Regions from separate parts of the Homo sapiens genome. Here regions 1 and 2 are each linked to region 3. Evidence: chromatin loops called from intact Hi-C (ENCODE). Cell type or tissue: Caco-2. All regions are shown on one strand.

Region 1 (8,000 bases), 790 kb before region 3:
ATGGGATCAGAGCCCAGGAGGACTGGTTCAAAGACTGTTTAGGAAGAGTTTGAGGCTCACATTTCCTCCCCAGTGGCATGCAGCTGGACAACCGCCCCTCCTTTATCCCAACGAAAGACCTGGAGCTCATTCTTTGGCAAGGTTAAAGCAGAGGTATGTGGATGAGGGTAGCTCAGTTATTCCAGAAGGTGGGTTTATCCTACTGAAAACACTGGGTGTAAATGAATGAATGCATTCTGGCTGCTAAGATTCCCCCCAACTATCCTTTCACTCAGCTTCTGGAATTGACTTTCAGGCCTTTTTCCTTCCTAGGAGATCTAGGAAATGAGTCTTCTCTCGGGAATCTGGTCTGGTTTGTGGACATTTTACAAGGGAACAGCCCAGCCCGATCACCTGGTAAAGTTCACAGACAGTATAGCACACTTAGAGCTTCTAGTCTCTTTTTTTCTCCATATTCTTCAATACAGCAGACAATTGGATTACCAGAGTTAAGAGAAAGCTTAGCCATTGACAGAAGTCAAAGTGAACATCAACAAAAACCAATCTGGTAAAAAATAGAAACCATGCAGGGAAAAGAAAAAAAAATTTCCTATCATTATTACATCCATAAATCAAGAAGAGGATGCTTTAAAAAAGGAACATTTAGAAAACAAAATAGAGTTCTTAATTAAAAACGAGGGCAGAGATGAAAAACTCAAGAGTTAGAGAATTCAGCTGAGGAAAAATGAAAACAAGAAAATCTAGAAAGTAGAGTTAAAAAGACAATATGATAGAAAGTAAGAAAATTTAGAGGACCACCAGCTCACGAAGTTCAAGATCTGAACATCGGGAGTTCCAGAAAGAAAACACGTGGGGAGAAACAATAGAAGAACATTTCTCAAAACGGAAGGGCAAATTCCCAGATAGGGAGAGCCATGGAGTTGGAAGCTGGAATGCTATTACTATTAGTGATTGAAAATACACAAGCCTCATATATCTCAGAACACTAGCAGCGAGAAAGAGTGAGAAAAAGAAAGCGAGAGAGAAACTAGTTGCACACAAAGGCCCAGGAATCAGAATGATTTTGAAATTCTCAAAAGCCATACTGGATGTTGGAAGACAAATGGAAGGATGTTTTCAGAATTTGAAGAAAAATGATTGCCACTTGGAATTCTATACACAGCCAGACTGTCAATCATGTGTGAGAGTGGACAAGCCTTACGTGAGTTTTCTAGCAGAGATGGTGAAAAAATGGCAATAGGAGCTATTTTAGGTGTATGTGAAAATCAGAAATGCTTTTTCTTTGGGCTGGCCCCAGTTTTGTTTCTTTTACTTTAAAGATAGGAGTTTCCTGTTGTCTAGATAATAAGAGTTGTCAAAAGCTTTTATTGCTGTTGTTTTACTGTTCTTAAATTCTTTGCTCGAAACAATATTACAAAGCATTTCTTTATTTCCCATAATAATTACAAAGCATGAGGGTCAAATAAACCTGTTTTTAGGTAAGCAACGTTTCAACAATTTTATTTCCTACATATCCTTTCCCAAGAAGATACTAAAGTATGTACTCCACCCAAAAGAGGGAATAAACCAATAAGAAGGAAGATATGAGATTCAGAAAAGAAGAGATCCAACACAAGGAAGAGGCAAAGAGAATCCACAGGAAGATGTTGAAGATAGTAGCCATGCAACAGGCCTAGAAGGCAACCAATTCAGGTTGGAGCATACCAGAAACCTCCAGGAAAGATTTCTCTAAGAATAGGAAATTGGTAGAACATCAGATAACATAAATGTCTTAAAAAGAGTTTTAGACCAAAGGCTGGGAGTTTGGAGTTGCACTAGTGGTATGTTCATAGAAAACAAAACGAATGAGAAAGCAAGACAATTATCTCTGGGGAAATTTGCACGGGAAATAAAAATAATTAGTGTACACATGACTCAGCTGTGAGCAGCGTTTACATAGTCATATGCCAACACAATATCGATCTGACAAAATTACCAAATAGCTATATTAGGTACCCGAGGGAGTGGAAAGGATGTGCAGTGATGGGGCAGGGGAATGAATAAAAGTTCCATTATCGTTATCCATAGAAGGAGGCCAATAGATTATGTCTAAACTACAAAATGAAGAAGTGGTAAGAAATATGTTGTTCAGAATTGTGAAGGTAAATGCCAAAATATTCCCTTTTTAGATTTGAAAGTGGAGTCCGCTAGGAAGATAGATGTGGGGCAAAGGGTAGGAATTGCTGTGTTTCGTACAAATTTGTAAAACTCTTTGACTCTTTAAATATGGACACATATATTTGATAAATATAAAATGGAAAAAAGTCTCAGCAGAGTGTCTGTGTAATAAGTCCTCAATAATTAGCCCTTAATACTAACTTTATTATACCTTGTATGCTCAATCCTGGGCAACTGTGAAAGGAAGCAAGAAAAACTTTCCTTGACGTGAACGACTCAGTCTTTATGTTAGTTCTAAGCAGTTTTCTTCATGATGATCAGACTATTGAAGTTTGATGAGGATATGGAAACCTAGAATATCTCAAGAAGACAAAGAGAAGGAGCAAAACCATATTATTGAATGCCGACTCTGTGTTTGGGATGGCACCCCTTGTATGCATGGCTTCATTTGCCCTTTTATTCTTCTTGAGATAGGGTCTCACTCTGATGCCCAGGCTGGAGCACAGTGGTGTGATCATGGCTCACTGCAGCCTCAACCTTCTCAGGCTGAAGTGATCCTCCCACCCCAGCCTCCTGAGTAGCTGGGATTACAGGCATTCACCACCATGCCTGGCAAATGTTTTGGTACCTTTTCGCAGATATGGGGTTTCACTATGTTGCCCAAAGTGATCTCGAACTCCTGGGCTCAAGCAATCCACACGCCTTGGCCTCCCAAAGTGCTGGGATTATAGGTGTGAGCCACCCTGCCTGGCCACATATACCCTTAAAACCATCCTATGCTGTAGGCATTATCGTCTCCATTTGACAATTGCAGTCAGTCTTGGAAAGGTTAAAATTGGTCCTCATCACATAGTAAGAGAGGAGGCAATCTGGCATGCTCGTCACTCATCATCTCTGTTCACTGCAACAAAAAGCATATAGGGACAATCTTGGATGACAGTTCATAATATTAAAGGTTGGTGCAAAAGTTATTGAGGTTTTTGCCATTAAAAGTAATGACAAAAGCAGCAATTACTTTTGCACCGAACTAATAGATTAATGAGGGAAGTCCGGATGTTTGGAAGACAGGTGTAAATTGGCAAGGCCTAAATACTTCTGTATTCTCTTGTCAAAAACAGATCCCTGGGCTGGATGCCTGGGCACTGACCAGCAGGCTGCCCTTCTGTTCTTGTGGTTTACAGAGTTCCTGGTCTTGCCAACACTAGACCCGCAGAAGCAGTATGCTGTTTGTTTAATCTTTTCGATTCTTCCTGACAGAACAACTTGTTCTCCTTCCCTCCTGCTGAGATAGGTGAAGGCTGAATGTAAACAGAATCTTTCTTCTTCCTGTTCAAAATGTAGAGGTGCAGGTGAAGCCAGCAGCTTGAGTCAAAAGGTTGGCAGTGGACTAATTAATCACTGGAGCATGCGGCAGTGAAGTGAGACCTTGAAGACAAAGAGTCCCACATTGCGATTCTTCTAACTGAACCCCAGTCCAAGTGGTCAGAACTGGTGGGATTAGAATTTGGGACTACCAGAAGCCTTAGGTTTCCCTGGAGTTAGATAGGGATGGATGCTTATTGTAGAAATTTTGGAATATATGGAAAGTACTGTATCAGTCAGAGTACTCATGGGAAAGAGATGGCACACTCACAAAGACCAAGAAGATACATTTACTGCATAGATTTTTCACAGAGGTGTGGGTAAGATTTAGGGAACCCAGCAAGGCCAGGTGTGGTGGCTCGCACCTATAATCCTAGTGCTTTGGGAGGATGAGGTGGAGAACTGCTTGAGGCCAGGAGTTCAAGACCAGCCTGTAGCCAGGCATGGTGGTGCATACCTGTAGCCCTGTTTACTCAGGAGGCTGAGGTAGGAGGATGGCTTGAGCTCAGGAGTTCGAGGCTGCAGTGACCTATGATCATGCTACTGCACTTCAGCCTGGGCAACAAAGTGAGACACAGTCTTAAAAAAAAAAAGAAAAGAACTCAACAAGAATGGTGAAGCACCCCAGGTCAGCAAAAATGGGGAGCTGTTACCACCCTTAAGCATGAAGGAACTTTGAAAGGGAGAGTTCACCTGGAGAGAGACAGACTTACAGATATAGGTCAGCTGATTATCTTAATGGAGCTGAGACCATAAGATGGGGGATACAGTCCCTTCCAGCCTGCACTGGCAAAGAATGAGCTCTGGGAATAAACACCTCAGTGTCACTTTTTCCACCCTCTGGTCACCTGCTGGTGTCTTCCCTTGGTTGAACTCACCTACAAGCCAGAGGGGAAGGGAGTGTGTTAATATATCTGTAAAGGTCAGCCTCCCTGGACACAGATTAGAGTGAAGATACGTGGAGAGTGAGTTTGGAGAGGGCAGACCACCCAACACAGGTATAAAAAATACAACAATAAAACGGAAGTCACCCATGATCCCAGCTTGTGTGACTGACTCCAGTGCCCACCCTCCTGACTGTCTTGGTGATGGCTTGGCTTTCTTCCTCCCTTTGTGCTTCTTTGCCACTCTGTGGATCCAGTGCCCCAAATCTTGCCAACTCTTCTCAAGGAGGCGCGCTCTCATAGCGAGTATATTTTTATTGTGAAGACATCTGCACCTTCTTGCCAGCCAAAAATAACATATGGAAACGTTTCCCACATTTTCACCAGGGGGCACTCACTCCTTTTTCATGGATGGCTAAAAATGCTTTTTTCGAAGTGTTTGCTTGCCAAAATAGAATCCTTTTTGTAGCCGCTGTGAACGTTGGAATCAGCTCTGCCCTGAAGTGATTTCTGGCCAAACAATGTTTCTGTTTGAAATAAGATGACTGGACTCCACGTCTGCCTTCTTGGTAAATGTTTAGCACCCAACTTGCATGTTCCATTTGGAAAATACTTTGGGTCTAAATGCTACTTTACTATTCTCCCATTGAAATGAACAGAACCAAGAAGAGTTTGAGAAAATAATCTGTGCGCTTAATTTGTAGGTGCCCTTTTAAGAGCTGAAAACCTGACAAATCAAAGAAAGTGAACAAATCCTCCCTTTGGAGGCTGCCTTGTACCCATCCCCAAGATTCATCTTGATGATAAATGGAGGCTTCCTGGGGGAAATATGTTTTTTCAAGCATAAATTCTCCCAAATGGAAAGGCATTTGTTTGGTATCATATCAATCCTATTTAGCTATTAGGTATGAAAGTGACATACTCTTTGTCAAAGGAACCATGCAGACAAGAGAGCTGAGTAATCAAGCAATGTACAGGGAGTAAGTGGGAGGCCTCAGGCATGTATTTATAAGAATTTCTCTTAACAGTGTGGATTGTGTTTGCAACTTGATAAAAATAATTATAGATCTCTGATGTCTTTTTAATGAACGCGATGTTACAACTATAGGGAAATATAAAGATATATTTAGTCTATCATCTAATCAGTCAATCAAAGGGGTAGCTTAAAATTGTGGGTTTTTTTTTTCATACAAAAGCTTATTCTTAGGTCTGGACACTGTATGGTATAATGATTAAGAGCAAAATTTTGGCACAAAATCAACCTGGATTTGAATCTTGGTACCATTTCTTACCTCTGTAACCTTGGGAAAGTTATTTAACCCCTTGAACTTTCGTTTTCTGATGTATACAATGGGAGAAATTATGGTACCCACTTAATAGTGTTGATGTCAAGATTAAGAGGATAACACAAGTCAAGTGTCTGGTACATAAAAATACTCAATACCTAATGAATATTGTCATTACCTTATAATAAGATAATCCCATCAAAAAATTTAGAGATAATGCATAATGAAGAAATCATTACATGGGTTCAGACAACTTATTACTGGGCTCTTTTTTTTCTCCAATCAACTTTAGCTATGGCAGTGCTAATTAATTATTTAAAAAACAATAGCTGTTTGAGTGAATTTTTTGTCACAAAACATAGGATCTTGGAGCTGGGAGGACTAACAGATTAATCGCATCCAAACTTATTTTAAGAAGAAGGGAATTCTTTAAAAAATCTTTAAAGTAAAGCTGGTTTGTCTGCATAGCCACAAATCGAAGGTATGAGTAAATAACTGCAGTTCTCACCAATTCAGAAATGGTAATTTATACATTACCCTTCTCCTTACAAATCAGTGCTTCAATGTGAGTTACAAAAAGAATTATTCCCTTTTATTTTTATGCATTCTGACTGATTATTAAAGTTTACTTTCGCTGCTTTCTGTAGATTTTGGATATATTCTAGAAAATCTCTTATTTCAGCTTTTAATGAAAAATTAAAAATAAAATCTGATTAAATAATTTTTCGTGATGTATATGGGACAAAGCTACTCTGTAGAGAGTAAATTAAGAAAAATAAAAGTTAACAGGTCCACAAATTGGGTCAAGATGATTTGCTTAAGTAGTGGTTATTCATTTGCACACATTCTTGTCCTGCAGCATATAAAGAGAATGAAACTTTTCTGGGATTTGCCCAATTGGTGGTCATGCTTATGCATGCTTCTGCATGGGGTGGGCAAGAACACAACTAGCTCAGATGGTTCCATCTTAAGGAGATATGAAATCTGGTCAAGCTTATTTTTTGTATTAGTAAAGGCAAAAAATATATCATAGATTGGTCTAAGGCTGATTTTTTTTTTCTTTCAATATGACCTACTATGTCCAAGGTTTCATATAAACTAGCTCTGTTTGACTTTCCAATTTGGCTATTTTGCCATTGTATGTATCTAGAGAATCCACTCACAGAAAATATGTTGACTATTACCATGTAACATCTGTTATGCTAAATGCCGAGTAATGTACATAGCTGAGACTCTGGTATCATCGCATGGCTCTGTCCAGTGAAGATTATCTCTCTTCTGAGGAGCCACAGTACTCCATTTATTCTGCTTTTATAGTATTTTTAGAGAATTTTAGTTATATACATACATGATCATAATATATTAATATACTTTTTTGAAAAATTATGATAATAAGGCATGAATATATTCTTGTTCTAAAACCTTCATAAATATGGTTACAAAGGGAAAAATAGAGACTGTCTCTCAGTCCCATGACTCTTATAACGTAACCGTTCTTAAGGCATGAGGCATATCCTCTACTCCTTTTGCTCTGTGCATTTACACTAAAGGTTGCTAACCAGCTGTTTACAGGGGCCTGGCAGACAACATAAACAAGCAAGGAAGACTGGATATAAAATAGTGGTTCATAGGGGACACTGGACACCCAGAGCTGCATGAGTGGCAGCCACTAGGCTACTTTAGCCAGTTATTGCCATGTAGGAAGACAGGTCCAACATGGCAAAAACTTCCTGTTTTTCAAGAGAAGACTGACATGTAGATTCTCAAACAAAAGTTCCTAATTTTTAAGTTCCAGCAACTAATTCAAATATTTTCTTTGCTTTTGAGACATGTTCTGGCTGTATTGCCTAGGCTAGAGTGCAGTGGTGCAATCTTGGCTCACTGCAACCTCAGCCTTCCGTGCTCAAGCCATCCTCCCCATGACAGTCTCCTGAGTAGCTGGGACTACAGGCACATGCCACCACACCCAGCTAATTTTTGTGTTCTTTGTAGAGATGGGGTTTCGCCATGTTGTCCAGGCTGGTCCTCAAACTCATGAGCTCAAGTGATCTGCCTGCCTCAGCCTCCCAAAGTGCTGGGATTACAGGCGTGAGCTACCACACCCAGCCTAATTGGAATATTTTATAGTCAATGTTTAAATTAAGCCAAATATATCTACAGGCTTAGTGTGGCTAGGCAACAGCTGATTTGCGCCCTTCAATTTATTGTACTCCACTATTTTCATATACAATTGCATTGTCTATACTATTGCATATACTATTTGCATTATCTTTCTAGGCTAAACATTTTCTTAAGGCAAGATCATTTCCTT
Region 2 (8,000 bases), 950 kb before region 3:
GGTATCTACAAAAAATACAAAAATTAGCTGGGCGTGGTGGTTTGTGCCTGTAGTCCCAGCTACTTGGGAGGCTGAGGTGGGAGGATGGCTTGAGCATGGGAGGTCCAGTTTGCAGTGAGCCATGATTGTGCCATTGTACTCCAGCTTGAATGACAGAGCAAGACCCTGTCTCAGGAGAAAAGAAAAGAAAAGAAAAGAAAAGAAAAGAAAAGAAAAGAAAAGAAAAGGAAAGGGCGCGGTGGCTCATGCCTGTAATCCCAGCACTTTGGAAGGCCGAGGCGGGTGGATCATGAGGTCAGGAGATCGAGACCATGCTGGCTAACACAGTGAAACCCCGTCTCTACTAAAAATACAAAAAATTAGCCGGGCGTGGTGGCGGGCGCCTGTAGTCCCAGCTACTCGGGAGGCTGAGGCAGGAGAATGGCGTGAACCCAGGAGGCAGAGCTTGCAGTGAGCAAAGATTGGCGCCACTGCACTCTAGCCTGGGAGACAGAGTAAGACCCCATCTCAAAAAAAAAAAAAAAAAAAAGAAATGGAATCCCGCTTTCTGAAAGAACTAAAAATAGAATTACCATTTGACCCAACAATCTCACTACTGGATACATACCCAAAGGAAAACAAATCTTTCTACCAAAAAGATTCCAGCACTCATACATTTATTGCAACTTTGCTATTCACACTAGCAAAGACATAGAATTAACCCAGGTGCCCATCAACGGTAGATTGGATAAAGAAAGTGTGGTACATATATAGCATGGAATATCACACAACCATAAAAAAGAACAAATTCATGTCCTTTGCAGCAACACGAATCCCACTGTGGGCCATTATCCTATGCAAACTAACGCAGGGACAGAAAACTGAATGCCACATGTTCTCACTTACAAGTGGGAGCTAAACATTGGGTACACAGATACAAAGATGGAAACAATAGATACTGGGGACTACAAAAAGGGAGGGGAAGGGGCAGGGGTTGAAAAGCTGCCTATCAGGTACTATGTTTGTTACTTGGGTGATGGACTCATTAGAAACACAAACATCAGCATCACACGTAATATTATCACTGTAATAAACCTGCACATGTATCCATGAATCTTTTTTTTTTTTTTTTTGAGACAGAGTCTTGCTCTATCATCCAGGCTGTAGTGCGGTGGCACAATCTCAGCTCACTGTAACCTCTGCCTCCAGGGTTCAAGCAATTCTGGTACCTTGGCCTCCCAAGAAGCTGGGATTATAGGCATGTGTCACCTTGCCTGGCCTAATTTTTGTGTTTTTAGTAGATATGGGGTTTCACCATGTTGGCCAGGCTGGTCTCAAACTCCTGACCTCAAGTGATCCTTCCACCTTGGCCTTGGCCTCCCAAAGTGCTGGGATTACAGTGGTGAACCACTGGCCCAGCCTACCGTGAATCTTAAAACAAAAAGAAAAGAAAAACAAAAAAAGTATAGAATCACCTAATCAAGTAGAACACTGAGCTCAATGTCTCATATGTAGCCAGCTCCAAGAAAAAGCTTATTGAATACTCAATGGATTTTTATCTGGCTAGGACAGGCAGGCAGGGCTCTAAGCAGAGAGGTGAAGGGATGAGCCTCAATGTAAACTCTATGGGAGATAAAGCCCAGAGTAGTGCCTGACACATATGAAGGGCTGAGTAAGAATTTACTGACTATATTAATTGACCGATGTAGCCATTTGAATGTCCTAAAGGCACATTAATCTTACTTTTTCCAACACCAAACTCATGCTTTTCTCATCCCCCATCCGCCGAAATCTGTTTCTCTGCCAATGTTCCCTATCATAGGAAACAAAGGGCAAGTATGGTGGCTCATGTCTGTAATCCCAGGACTTTGGGAGGCTGAAGTGAGAGGATTGCTGGAGGCCAGGAGTTTGAGGCCAGCCTGGGCAACGCAGTGAGACCCCCATCTCTACAAAAAATTAAAAACGAATTAGCTGGGCGTGGTGGCACATGCCTGTAGTCCCAGCTACTCAGGAGGCTGAGGCAGGAGGATCGCTTGAGTCCAGAATGTTGAGACTGCAGTGACCTGTGCTTGCACCACTACACTCCAGCCTGGGTGACAGAGCAAGATCATGTCTCAAAACAAAACAAAACAACCCCCAAACAAACAAAAAATGCAACAAAAAAGGAAATGATACCACTATCCTGTTACTGAAACCAGAATTCTGAATCATCCTTGACACACCCCTGTCCTTCTCCATCCTCCCACATGCAATCCACCACCAAGCCCCATTATCCTCTATCTTGACTCTATCTCCTTTTTTCCACTTCTGCTGCTATCACTGAGCCCAAGTCACTATCATCTTTCACCAGGACTGCAAGAATAATGACCTTTGACCTCATCTACTGTAAAGCTGCGGTCCCGCTTCAATCCATCTTCTACGCAAAACTAGCGGGATCTTTCCAAAACCCAAATCTGATCACCTACCTTCTTCTTCAACAAAATAAGACAATCAAGCACTCTTCGTTTTAATAAAGACCGAAATTCCTTTTTTTTTTTTTAAGGGAAGCAAGGGTTTATTGAAATGAAAGTACGCTCCACAGTTTGGGAGCTGGCTGGAGCAGTGGCTCAAAGGCCCCAATACAGAGTCTTCTCTGGTCCAAATACCCACTAGAGGCTTCCCACTGGCCACTTGGTGCTCGCCTCAGGTAAATGAAATGGTGGCCCACGATCAGTATGATTGCTTGTGGAAAGCAGCCAATTGGAGGCTGAAGTTACAAAAGTTACACTTCTATGCAAATGAAGACTTTGCCTGCAATCAGAGGCTGAAGTGAAGTTACACAGTTACACTCCCATGCTTTTTGCATCCAATCATAGGTACTTTCAATTTTCCATCTGCCACACAAAGGTGGGGGTTTGCAAAGGGAGTACCCTTTTAAAGACCAAAATTCTGATGTGGTCAACCAGGCCACGTAAAGGCTGTCCCTCAGCTGTCCCTCCAGCCTGTCCTCCCATGGTGCCCCAAACCCCTACTTTTCACATTCCAGCTAAAGCGGCTTGCTTTCACGTCTTCAAATGCATCCTACTCCTTTTTTGACACAGGGGTGTTCTTGCACTTGCTGCTCTCCCTGGCCCCTCTTTTTTTTCTAACATCCTAACTCTGGTCCTTCATATTTTAGTCCATTCTCACTTCTCCAGAGAAGCCCCCCCGGATCTCCCTAACAGGCGTCCCATGAACCTCTCCTTTGCGGCATGGTCACAATTGTCATTTCACATCTGTTTATGAGATCTACTGTCAGTCTCCCCTGCTAGGTCTCCATGAGGGCAGGAACTGTATTTTCTATTACCTAAAAGGGAGGCTTTCTGTCCGATGGTAGGCACTCACTTAGTAAATATTTGACAGATGAATGCATGGAGAGATTTTAAAATGCTTTTAAGATACATACAGAAAAGCGAATATATCATATAGGTACTGCTAGATGAATTTCCATGAAGTAATGGATACTCCTTTTTTTTTTTTTTCCTGAGATGGAATTTTGCTTTTTTACACATGCTGGAGCGCAGTGGCGCATCTCGGCTCACTGCAACCTTTGCCTGCCAGGTTGAAGTGATTCTCCTGCCTCAGACTACTGAGTAGCTGGGATTATAGGCACACATCACCACACCCAGCTATTTTTTTTATTTTTAGTAGAGACGGGGTTTTGCCATGTTGGCCAGGCTGGTCTCGAACTCCTGACCTCAGGTGATCCACCCGCCTCAGCTTCCCAAAGTGCTGGGATTTCAGGCGTGGGCCACCGCGCCCAGGCTGGATAAACTTATAAGAAGTTTTTGTTCCAGATTTTGGATTCCTAAACTTAGCATCAAAAGGGAAATAGTATGTAAAGATAACTATAGGGAGTGAGCACTAGAGGGCAACATAGGCAAAGGAATGCAGAGCCGCTCCACCAGGCAGTGGTCCTGGACAATGGTGGATGCCCTGTGGTTTCTCAGAGGTACAGAGAATTCTGGGAAGCTCCAAAGCCACCCAGATACCTTTCTTTGAACAGAGGCCAAAGAATTCTCCCTTGAGGTGTTCAGCAAGAGGGGGGATGCCTTGTTATGGCCACTCCTTAACTGGACTTTTCAGGAGCAAGGAGGATGATATGGGAAGTTAATTTTAGGAATACCTAGGGATGTGAAGGAGACGGAAAGTTGTCCAAAAAATTGCACAAGCTATGTCTCTAAAATGAGTTTGGGATTCAAAGCAGCAATAGTGACCTGACAACCTTGTCACCCCTTACGGTGAGCTTCCGCTATCCCTAATCTGGTGATGCGGTTGGACGTATGACTCCTGCTGTGTGCTTCTTTCCAATGGCTCTCCCTCTGTTTCTGACTTCCAGCTACTGCCCCTTCACTTCTGCTGCCCTTCCCCAGTTGCCACCCCTAGAGGCCTTACTAAAGGTTTATCGTGAGCTGCTGATTCGTAGTGATGAGGGAGTGATCAAGAAACCACCCACCATCTATCTGGTTGTAAGTGGCCTTTTTAAAGGTCATTGGTCTGTCCTATATCCTGCCTGCTATAATCAGCAGTGTGGACAAGGTAGCAAGGCCACACACAACACTAACCACAACTTTGTGAAAGGAACCACCTCAGAAGGATGACAGGTTCTGGATTATTCTTCAAAATACTTGAAAATAAATTAAAAGCACCACCAGCTCATTAGCAACCCAGTTAAGGAACCACAGGCTAAACTGCTTTTAATCATCATTCTTTTTGGCCACGGAGTATACATCAGCCTCCATTCATTCTGGATTAAAGGACTTTGAGGCCGACATTCCTGTTTGATTCTAGATAAGTTCACTTGCAAACTGTTTGTCCTTGGGCAAGTCACTAACCTCTGAACCTCTGTTTTCATATCTGCGCAATGGGGCAATTAGTACTTAACCCTTTGGGAATAGGGTGAAAGCTTTTTGCAAGTTGTAGAGGGCTGTTGTGTCAGTGGCTCTCGATCTTACTTACATATCGGCACCACTGTGGTGTTTTAAAAATATAGATGCCAGCTGGGTGCAGTGGCTCATGCCTGTAATCCTAGCACTTTGAGAGGCCAAGGCAGGTGGATCACTTGAGGTCAGGACTTCAAGACCAGCCTGACCAACATGGTGAAACCCCATCTCTACTGAAAATACAAAAATTAGCCAGACATGGTGGTGTGCGCCTGTAGTCCCAGCTACTCAGGAGGCTGAGGCAGGAGAATCACTTGAACCCGGGTGGTGGAGGTTGCATTGAGCCAAGATTGCCCCACTGCACTGCAGCCTGGGTGACAGAGCCAGACTCTGTCTCAAAAAAACAAAACAAAACAAAGCAGAAAAACATATAGATGCCCTAGTCCCTATTTCTGGAAAATCTGATTTGAGGGTTGGTGGCATTCAAAATGTTCTATAAGTGATTTCATTGTACATGCTGAGTTAAGGAGCTCTGTACATTATGGTACTTTTATTTTTATCTTATTTATTTATTTATTTATTTGAGATGGAGTTTTGCTTTTGTTGTCCAGGCTGGAGTGCAGTGGTGCAATCTTGACTCATTGCAACCTCCGCCTTCTGGGTTCAAGCAATTCTCCTGCCTCAGCCTCCCGAGTAGCTGGGATTACAGGTGCCTACCACTATGCCCGGCTAATTTTTTATTTATTTATTTATTTATTTATTTATTTATTTATTTATTTTAGTAGAGACGGAGTTTTACCATGTCGGTCAGGCTGGTCTCCAACTCCTGATCCCAGGTCATCCACCCACTAGGCCTCCCAAAGTGCTGGGATTACAGGCGTGAGCCACCGTGCCTGGCCAAGGTGGTATTTTTATTATCTAGGATGGACAAAGAGAAACAATTTGCAGAGCTGAGGCCATGACTCCTGCGCATCCATCTATTCTCTGGTCATTATTCTTGGCAGAAACTAGCCTGTATTAAAGCACTCAGTTGTGTCAGGGGCCCATACTCAGGAACCTACAGAAAAAGATTTACTTCCTGAGGCCAATGACCCTGGGCAGGACTGAAGTCATGAGCAGGACATAAGTCATATAAATGATAGAAGGGGTGTACACACCTGAGATCGGACATTTATTATATCAGTGGTAGGCTGAGGTCCAAGTTCAGGGCATACCTGTGCAGGAAACAATAACTCTAAGAAAAGTCAAACTAGGATGAAGGTGAGTTCTGGCCCTTCCTCTATTGGAAGGGAGGACTTCCAACATCCCCAAAGCAACATCAACTTGTCCTTTGTAATGAGGTGGCTGAGAGAAACCTGATTTCTGCCCATGAAAATACAGATTAAACAAAAATCAATTCCAATTTAAATGCATTCCACCCTTTTCATATTATAGTTGTGGAGCTAATTATTCCTTATTGTCATATGCTGTAGGGCAGAAAGGCATCATTAAAGTACTAAAAATTATTTCTATGAAATGGATTTGTGCCAGGGAGACCACTGATAAGTTATTATTAAGTGGGTTGTTTTGGAGGTGGATTAAAAAAAATGGTATCTTTGAGGCTGGGCATGATGGCTGAGGCCTGTAATCCTGGCACTTTGGGAGGCTGAAACAGATGGATCACTTGAGGCCAGAAGTTTGAGACCAGCCTGGCCAACATGGTGAAATCCCATCTCTACTAAAAATACAAAAATTAGTTGGGTGTGGTGGTATGTGCCTGTAATCCCAGCTACTTGGGAGGCTGAGGCCCGAGAATCTTTTGAACCCAGGAGATGGAGGTTGCAGTGAGCTGAGATTGTGCCACTGTACTCCAGCCTGGGAGACAGAGCAAGACTCCGTCTCAAAGTTTTTTTGAGAAAAAAAAAAACCTCTCAAATTTGCAAGAGGAGACACTTTGACAGAGCCTGTGTAAGTTCTGAAGCAGTGATTGCAGGGGTCAGTGGATTTGGAGGTTTCATTGATTCATTCTTGTTTCATAAACTCCTTATTTGTCATTTGACAAATGTTGTGTGCCTACCATATACAAGGCTTTGTGGGGTGGGGGAGAGTCTGGGGGAGCCAGTGGTCAGCAAAAGGAGACATGTCTCATTCTTCATGGGTCGTATAGTCTAGTTGGGACATTAATGAAATAATGGAATAAGTAAATGTAAAACTCCAACTGTGACAAATGTTTCAGAATAAATAACAGAGAGTTTGACTTTGACACATCCAGATACATCTGAGGAAAACTTTGTGTGATCCGAGATCTCAAGATGTCAAGAATAAGTAGATATTAGCCAGGCTGAGGGGTCAGCACATGCAAAGGCCCTGTGGTAGAAGGACCTTTAACTACTTGGAGGAGAGAGTCAGTATTCCTGGACCTCAGAGACAGCCATGGGTGTGAGATGAGGCTGGAAAGCTAGCCAGAGCTCACACCATGATGGGATTTTTAGGCCACAGTTCTGTTGTTGATCTTTATCTTTAAAGCAATAAAGACCGTCTAAGGGCTTTAATTAGCATGTGTGTGGTGCAGTGGCAGGAGGTGTGAGCACTCTGGCCACAATTGTCTCTGGGCAGGAGATGGGAACCTGAAGGGAGGCTGAAGTGAACAGAGGCTGATTCCCTCCTCAGAGCAGGCTGAGTGCTTCTCTCAAGCCTGGGCATCTGTGCAGCTCTTCCAGGGGCTGAGGCTGCAGACATAGAACAATGTCTCCTCCTTCCTCCTTTATTTCTTTGCAAAATCTTAAAGGCTGCACAGCAAGTCTCCATTTTTTGAAGAAGAATGAGAAGAGAATGTGCTTTTAATAATTTCATTTGTTTTCATAGTTTACACTTTTTTTTTTTTCAAAGAGTTTGAATAACAGTCCAGAACTTATAAGAAAGGACAGAAAAGGACAGCGTTGGTTTCTTTATTTTTTCCCCCTACTATGCGTGTGTTCACTTATTAAAAGTGATCAACTAACAGGTATTACATGAAAAATTAGGAAATGATGTATTGGCTGTATTTTTTTGTTTGTTTGTTTGTTTTTTTTGAGGTGGAGTCTTGCTCTGTCACCCAGGTGGAAGTGCAGTGGCGGGATCTTGGCTCACTGCAACCTCTGC
Region 3 (8,000 bases):
TCTAGGAAGTAGACTAATCAGAGGTTTTTTGGTTGAGTTATTTCCTTCCATCTGAGTCTCATTCTGTCTTCCCCTCCTCCTGCTCCCTGAGAAGCTCAAATATCTCTTGATGAACTTGGCATAATAACCACACACAGCTGGACGGCAATATGGCTTGAGAAGGAGTGTACTCACAGCCTGTGATGTTAGATGAGCTTCAGTTTATTCAAACTACTTGCTGTGTCAGTCTGACTCCAGGCATCAGTGTGAAAAATGGGAAATTTAGTAACCTATATAGATAGTAATAGCAACAGTCATACCTTGAAATTTTGTAATATTTTTGAAGTTACTATGCACTCACGTTTCAGGCGATTGTTGCCACAGTTTGGTGGAATGGGCAGGTTTATTCTTCTTATTATAGAGTAAACAAATCTCGGACCTGGGGAAATGTTTGACTGGTACTGTTTTACAGGGGCAGACTCATGTCTTTACTAACTCTGCCTTTTTATGTGGACACTAATCTTTTGCCTACCCAGGACAACCACTACCAGGACAAACTATTCATTTATTTTGTAAAAATAGGCCCTCTTTTTGGTGGGGAGCTCTTACATTCCCAACTACAAATATTTGTTTACAGTTACAATGCATTTATCAGACCTTATACCCTGGACATGATTGATTGATAAAGGGCTGGACATCCAACCCAATGTATGCCAATCTCTTCCTGGAATTTTTCAAATTGGAAATAGGAGATAGAAGTTTATAGCCATGGAAGCTTAGACAGCCATGTTTTTCACTATGTTGTGAAAGCTGGTTTGCATGGAAAGAATGAAGCCAGCAAACAGAGAAGCAGAGTTGGGAAAAAGAGAGAATCCTGGTGGCATTGGAGTCCCTGGTCCCAACTGTTCCTAAGACTGTGTCCATTGGGAAAATTCTCCTTCAATAAGGGTTTGTAAGAGCTTTTTCTCTCAAATTCAGCTCTTTTATAAAGTGATGATAGGCATTGCATTTCAGAACCTTTAGCTCTTTAACAAAGTGTGGCAACATTGTCGACTTTTATTAGAGAGTTCTTAATAGTTTATTGTGCAAATGAGGCCAATTAGCCAATCTTGAAAACAGGCATATGGATCCATGTATACCATCTGGGTTGTGCAAAAAGTTCAGAGTGTACTATGTGGAGTGCATTAGGCGAAGATCTGAGAGAGTTGAGATTGATGAAGTGGGAAAATGGGAGGTTGGTGCAAGCGAGCTATATGTAACTGACATCCATTTATTTTGTTAAGGTCAATGTAGAACCTGTTTTTTGGTAGGTATGTCTTTTTTTTCTACAGCATCTTAAAAACTATACATAAAATTCTCATCAATATAATTCTTACATTTGTGAGCATTTACATTAACAAAGCCTTTTATGCACATTCTTGCCTTTATTTGTCACAAAACCCTGTGAGATAGGGAGGTCTTATCACTCCAAACGCTTGTAGTAATGAGGACAGAGGTGCTTGAAAAAATTAGTGGTTGAGGAGACAGAGTGCCCTTGGAGGTTTCATTGGATAGTACTTCTTGAAGATGTTTATATAAAGGACCTAGCAAGTTTTCAACCTAAGTGGATGTTTTTGTTTTTGGTATTTTTTCCCACCTCTTAACACTTGCCTGCTCTAAATGTCTGAATTCTCCAGGGTTACTGAGCAATCCTCTGCTTTTTAGGCATCAGGTGTTGCTAGTGTAATATCTATAAATTTAGTTTTTAAGTTTTCTAAAGCTAATGCTTAAGGCCTTCTTCAGAACATTTTACAATGGTTTATTGCTTTTAAAAAATAATTGTGTATCAACCAGGATTGTTCTAGTACTCTTATAAATTTTTATATATTAAAAGAGACAATGTTTTCTAATTTGTTAAACTCCAAAAAATGTAGATATATTTTATGATTTCTCCATTTTCTCCTTCTCCTGGCTTTCTTTTTGTATAATGTACAGCTCTCCCACTGTTAGCAAGGAAAGTTTGAGTGCAATTGGCTTCAGCGTAGGAATTCTGATTGGGTTAAGACGATAAGTCATGCCTATCTTCCCAGCTGAGATTGGTTCAGGAATGGACCTTTAACCCCGTTTGAGCCAATGACAGGGTGAGTCACAGGTGAGAGAACTTCAGGAAGAGACACTCTTTTCCCCAGAACAATGTGGTTCAGTGGGACCCTATGAGACACGAACCTGCTTAGATTATTTTGTTACCACAAGGAAATAACCTGGATGAACTGAAAATATCAGGTGAAACTAGCTGTCCTCAAGGACTAGATCCATGATGACATCTTTTGGAACTAGAACTTCTGGATTTTTCTATTATGGGAGCCAATCCATTATTTTTGAGGTTTAAGCCACTTTGGCTGGGTTTCCTACCTTATACAATGTGTATTTAGCCCTCATAAAAGCATGTGCTAGTTCCCTTCTCTAATTTCTCTCTTTTCCCTACTCTCTTCCATGACCTGTCAGAACTGGAACCTGAAGGCCATGTTCATGGCTATCTCCAGGTTTTACCTGCTGTGCCTACTTAAGTAAATAAATATCCCATATTGACACTTGAATAAGTAAATATCCCATGTCATATATTTGTGAAAGAGTGATGATGAAAGTAATATTTAGCCTACAGATTGTCGGGAAAATCAAATGAGACAATGATCAAAAAAGTACCATACCAATATTAATTATCTTTCTGAACAGTGCTAATTTAATCTAGAAATTGTTGTCAAGCCCATTTCCACTAATTTCTTTCCAAAGAAAAATTTATAATGATCTAGTAATAGACCTATAACCAGGAAGAAGCAAGAAGGGTTATGTGCACATAGGTCATAGGTAGAATAATAAAACTCTAGTGTCATAATTATTTTATGTGCGGCCTGATTTAATGCATTGTGGAATATTCCACTGAATGAAATCATCTTGCAGACTGTAAGCAGCAGACTAATATTAAGAATTAGAATTTGTACACTGTGATTGATTATATTACAATAATTTATTTCAAAGTAGACATCATTATATCTCATCTAGAATTTCCTTCTAATGTAAGAAAATGTTTCTGAATGGTAAATTTGCTCAATTTTGCAGCAGCTGTTTCTGAGCCAGAGACCCTTGCAACTCCCTGGGGCTGGAATGCTGGGGGTTCTGGAAGCTGGGCAGCACCCTTTGACTCCAATATAGAGTGGGCAAGTGCCCTAGGCTTTCCCCTCCAGCCTAACTGTTGTCTACCCCAGGTCTACCATTTTCAGGAAATGCTACACAGTTGCATAAACAAGTTCAAAACCAGCTGCATTTTTCTGGTCTGACCGAATAGGGCTGTTTAACATGGAAAAGACATTTACTGGTGAGTCCGCCTTTGTAGTTAAATTCATTCCGATTGCCCCATCTTGTGGAAGAAGGAAAAATAGCTAGATTATTCTCCCCTTTGGGTGTATACCCTAGAAGAAAAAAATCAACCCATTTATCTCTCTTTATCTTTGTCTATAAGCTCTTCTCTGTCACATGATACATCCCAAATACACGATTCTGAAGAAAGGCCTGTATTCCTCACATATTTGCAACCTGATCCCCTTTCTTTACTGATAGGAGACCAGTATGTGATGGTTGCATTCAGAAGTGCTAGACAGAAATTCATTGCTGCAGGGGAGAACTCGAACTCTGCCACCAGAATGTAGGCCCAAGTCAGAATCCATTTGTGCAGGTCAGTCTCTCAACCTGCTGAGTTATTCTCAGAATCCTGGAACAACAGTGATCACTCTATATCCAGGTATTTGAGATACTCTCCTCTTCTTAAGCCAGCCTACCTTGTATTCGCTCACTGGTACATGGATGTCTATTCAGTGGAAGAGTAGATGGAATCAATTCACGTATTTGTTCATTCACCAATTTACTTATTTATCCATTCATTCATCCTCTTAACATTTTTTTTATTTAACATTTATATGTTGAGAATCTTCCATATGCCGTGTACCATGCTAGGTACTAGGGAAACAGTAATGGGCAAAACAGCCACATAATCTACCTTTATGGAATTGGCACTTTTATTGGAGCTGGGTACACAGATACTAATTAAAGAATCAGACACATATATAATTGAAAATTGTGATAAGTCTATGGAGGGGCATTAAAGGGTACTATGAGACCATAAAAGAAAGACCTGATGTATGGAGCCTGACCTTTCAGGATAAAGGGACATTTGAGCTGAGATCTGAAGAGTAGACACTAAAGGAGAGACAGGGGCATGTGGCAAGAGCATTACAAGCAGAGCCTGTGAGCTGGGAAGAATGCAGTGGCTGCAGCAGAGAAAAAGGAGAAAGAGTGGCTCCCAAGAAAGCTATAGAAGCAGTCAGAAACCAGATTATGTTGGGCTTTGAGGACATATTAGGAGTTTGGCCATCTGACCACATGGGTTGCAAATAGAAAACACTGTTCTTTCATCAAACGAGGCCGATTTAGTCTGACCTTCCTTTGCTTTGGCTCACAGCAGTTGTGACAAAGGAGCCAAACCAGTGCTTTCTGGGTGTCCCTATCTCCTTCTCGGCCAGCAAAACACGATAGGTTCCACTATTTATGCTGTGCCCATCCATTGCAACCTTTGAATCACAACTACATCTTTATAAGTTGCTGTGTAATTTCTCAAATTACAGTTTCTTTATGGGGGACCTCTACGATTTACCTAGCACCTAAGGGTGTTTGTTTGTGGGTACAAATGACTGTTGATTCTGTCTCTAGGCGACAAAGAACAGCTTGCCTCTGCAAGCAGTCAGCCTGAAAGTTGCACAACACTGACATCTGCTGCTTGTATGCAGTTTGAGATTGTACCGGGTCAGAAAGAGTAAATGTAGTAAAACTAAATGTTTGAAAATGTTGGGCAAACGTACACACACACACACACACACACACACACAGGTGGGTGCACACAGCTCCTCTACAGCCTATGGTCTTGTACTTCTGATTTTTCAATAATATACAAGAATAGAAGGCTAATTTCAACATGATGTTTTCTTACTGTCAATATTTGCCAATTGGACAAGGTGTTCACATGATGGAAGATGAAGTTTCTGCTTGGCTTTAGAGGAAAAACAATTGACAAAAACCTAGATCAATGTTTTCACTTAGCAAATATTAATACAAGGCATAGAAATAAATGAAAAAAGGTATCAACTTTCATCATAAAAGCAGCTTAATAATAGTGATTTTGTGGATGACATATAATATTTGCATAGTAATTTACCATTTCTAAAGCATTTTAAGATGTCTTTTCACATTTCCTCAGTCATTCAACCATTTATTCACTATATAATGAGTGCCTACTTTATGTGAGTCATTAGTCTAGACTGCAAGGATTCTCTTGGTCCTGGCAGGGTAATTAAGGAAGAGTACAGCGTAACACTTAACCAAGTATGCATTGGATTCAGACTTGACTGCTCTAAGTGTCCATGCCCTTGTGTGTTAAATGGCCAGTGATAATAACAATGCCTATCGCATCAAAATGTTGTGAAGATTAAGTGAAGATAATACATGTAGAACATTCACTACAATGCCTAGTACATCACAAGGTACTTATGGAACTATGACTTTAGGTATCCCAATTTTTAATGTAGGAAACAAAAGATTTTCAGCTTGACAATGTTTCGTGATGACAAAGTAAAAAATGGGTATGCAGTTTATGAGTTTATGACTGGGATATCATGAGGGTTAATGGAAAGGGGTAGGTTGAAAAGGTTAGAAAGGAGGGCTGGTCCTATTCTCAAGGAAATCTGGTGTCTAAGAAGTTTTGGCTTCATTGTTTAGGGAGATTTTAAGGGAAAGCTGTTCTCAGAGTAGTGCTTTAGGAATATAGGTTATTGGGGTTAAATGACAGGAAGGAACAGAGACAGAAAGCAGAACCATCAGTTAGGAAGTTCTTACATGGGCCCTGGTCTGAATTAATTAGACCTTGAGACAGACCAGAGATGATGGTGGGATGCAGAGTAGTAGGTTGATGAGGATATTACAGAGAACAAATCTAGATGAGATGTTGGCTGTTGAGTGTTTATTGGCTGTTTCATGGGATGGCTACATTGCCGCCTTTGAAATCTCATTCCTTGGAAACACAGAAGAAAATAATTTTTTTCCCTTTTCTCTGCTTTGCTGTTTATATTGTGTGGAGATCAAATTCTACCCCAGAAAATTCAGTGTGTCCCAGCAACTCGTTTATACAGTAAACAATCAGTCTGTGTTCCCTTGGCAGGAAACTGCCAGTGGCCATCAGAACAATCACATATTCTTCCATCTGAGAAAGGCAGCTAGGACAAACTTTGAAAATCTAATGTGATTGGTCATATGTCTGGATCCTCTGGGTTTAGACTTCTGAAGTAAAAAATCTCTAAAAAGTGTTTCTAGAAAGTGAAGAGAATTAGATCTTTAAATGTAGTGAAAGTGAAGAGAAAGCAGAGTAAGAATTGGAAACTATTAACCAGCACATGTAATAAATATATGCAAAACTGAATAATCTATAGCAAATACATATTCTTTTTTATTATGGAAACATTTGTCAATATTTATCATATTACCATAAAGAAAATCTTAAGAAATCCTATAACATACAAACCTTACAACAACTCAAACCCAAGGTTACAAATCATTTACAAAAGTATGTAGCCTCATTGTGGATATTTTGGTTATTAAACAAGAAAGATATAAAAAATTGAAATAAATTAAATATTTAACTTATGAAACTAAAGATAACACCAAAACAATCCAAGTATAATTATTATATAACTAATGATAATAACAGCTGAATTTAATAAATTAGAAAACAAAATGCAATTAATAACCAAAAACTTCTTCAGAGCATTAAAATTACCCCCTCTTCCTTGAAAGTCTTTAAAAGAAGAGACAAGAAGAAAGAGAACTACAACTTTTAAAATAAAACAGAAGCTGGAAATATAAATGTTAAGAGATTAGATGAGCTAGAAGAAATATTTTGTGCAACATTATGCCAATACATTTAAAAATGTAGATCAAAATAATAACTTCCTAAGGAGATAAATTGTTAAAATTGGCTCAACAAAGATAAACCGAGGAAGCATCCATACTATTTCAATAACCAGAAAATACATGTAAATATTTGTCAAAGATCTACTATTTAAAAAGATACCAGGATTATGAATAACTCTGTATGTAAATTTGATAACCTAGAGAAAATGAACCAACTTTGTGAATGATGTAACCAAAACTCACACAAAGACAAATAGACTATCTAAATAGGCCCATATCTATAACCAAATTGAATCAATAATTAATAACCTTCCAAAACAGATAGCACCAGACCTGCATGTTCACTAGTGAATTCAAATGGTTAAGGAAGAAATGCTACTACGTTTTTACAGTTTCTTCCAGAAAACAGAAGGAATATTTCCTAACTCATTCTATGACACCAGCATTAACATAATACCAAAACTAGACAAAAACATTATGAAAAGAGGAAACTAAAGACCAATATCTCTCATAAACATCGAAGCAAAAATCTTCAACAAGATATTAGCCAATCATATTTAACAATATAAAGAATTATACACATAGCCAAGTGGGATTTATTCTAGGTATAAAAGTCTAGTTCAACATTCAATAGTCAATGAATATAATCTATCACATCAATAGGCTAAAGAAGAAAAATTATACAATCAGTTAAATCAAATAAGTAGTTGTGGAAAAAAAATCATTTAACAAAATCCAACACTCATTCATCATGAAAACTCGCAGTAAACTAGGAATAAAGGGGAAGTTCCTCAACTTCATAAAGAGTTCCACAAAAAAATCAATAGCTAACATCATAATGGTGAGAAAATAGATGGTATCCTTCTAAGATCAGGAACAAAGTAATAATGTCTGCTTTCACCACTCTTATTCAGCATCATATTGGAACCCCTAGCTAATGCAATAAGACAAGAAAAGGAAATAAAATATATAAAGGTTTGGAGAAAGAAAGAAAGCCTTCTTTGTTCACAGATGACATGATTGTCTATGTA

Evidence for each region. Peaks named below come from ENCODE experiments on the same cell type or tissue, not always from the same donor. Only the 100,000 strongest peaks of a DNase experiment are listed, where the experiment ranks them.
Region 1: a loop joins it to region 3, with 18 times the contacts of the local background. A loop is called at or near these places in 8 of 110 quality-filtered maps.
Region 2: it touches region 3 in a loop (29-fold over the local background); 39 of 110 quality-filtered maps call a loop at or near these places.

The regions. Positions count from the first base shown.
Region 1 is chr16:52,858,565-52,866,564 of GRCh38, reverse strand. No RefSeq gene overlaps it. Among named protein-coding and RNA genes, the nearest start is that of CHD9NB, 190 kb to the left of the region's middle. RefSeq lists a silencer at 4,634-4,928. In Caco-2, a CTCF peak has its summit at 4,796 (motif pointing right); no DNase peak of the experiment used is centred here.
Region 2 is chr16:53,018,483-53,026,482 of GRCh38, reverse strand. No RefSeq gene overlaps it. Among named protein-coding and RNA genes, the nearest start is that of CHD9NB, 30 kb to the left of the region's middle. In Caco-2, a CTCF peak has its summit at 3,851 (motif pointing right); a DNase peak (open chromatin) is centred at 3,902; H3K27me3 peaks cover 262 bases.
Region 3 is chr16:52,065,375-52,073,374 of GRCh38, reverse strand. The region is part of intron 2 of LINC02911 (long intergenic non-protein coding RNA 2911); the gene reads left to right. Among named protein-coding and RNA genes, the nearest start is that of LINC02911, 8.1 kb to the left of the region's middle. In Caco-2, no CTCF peak of the experiment used is centred here; a DNase peak (open chromatin) is centred at 4,804.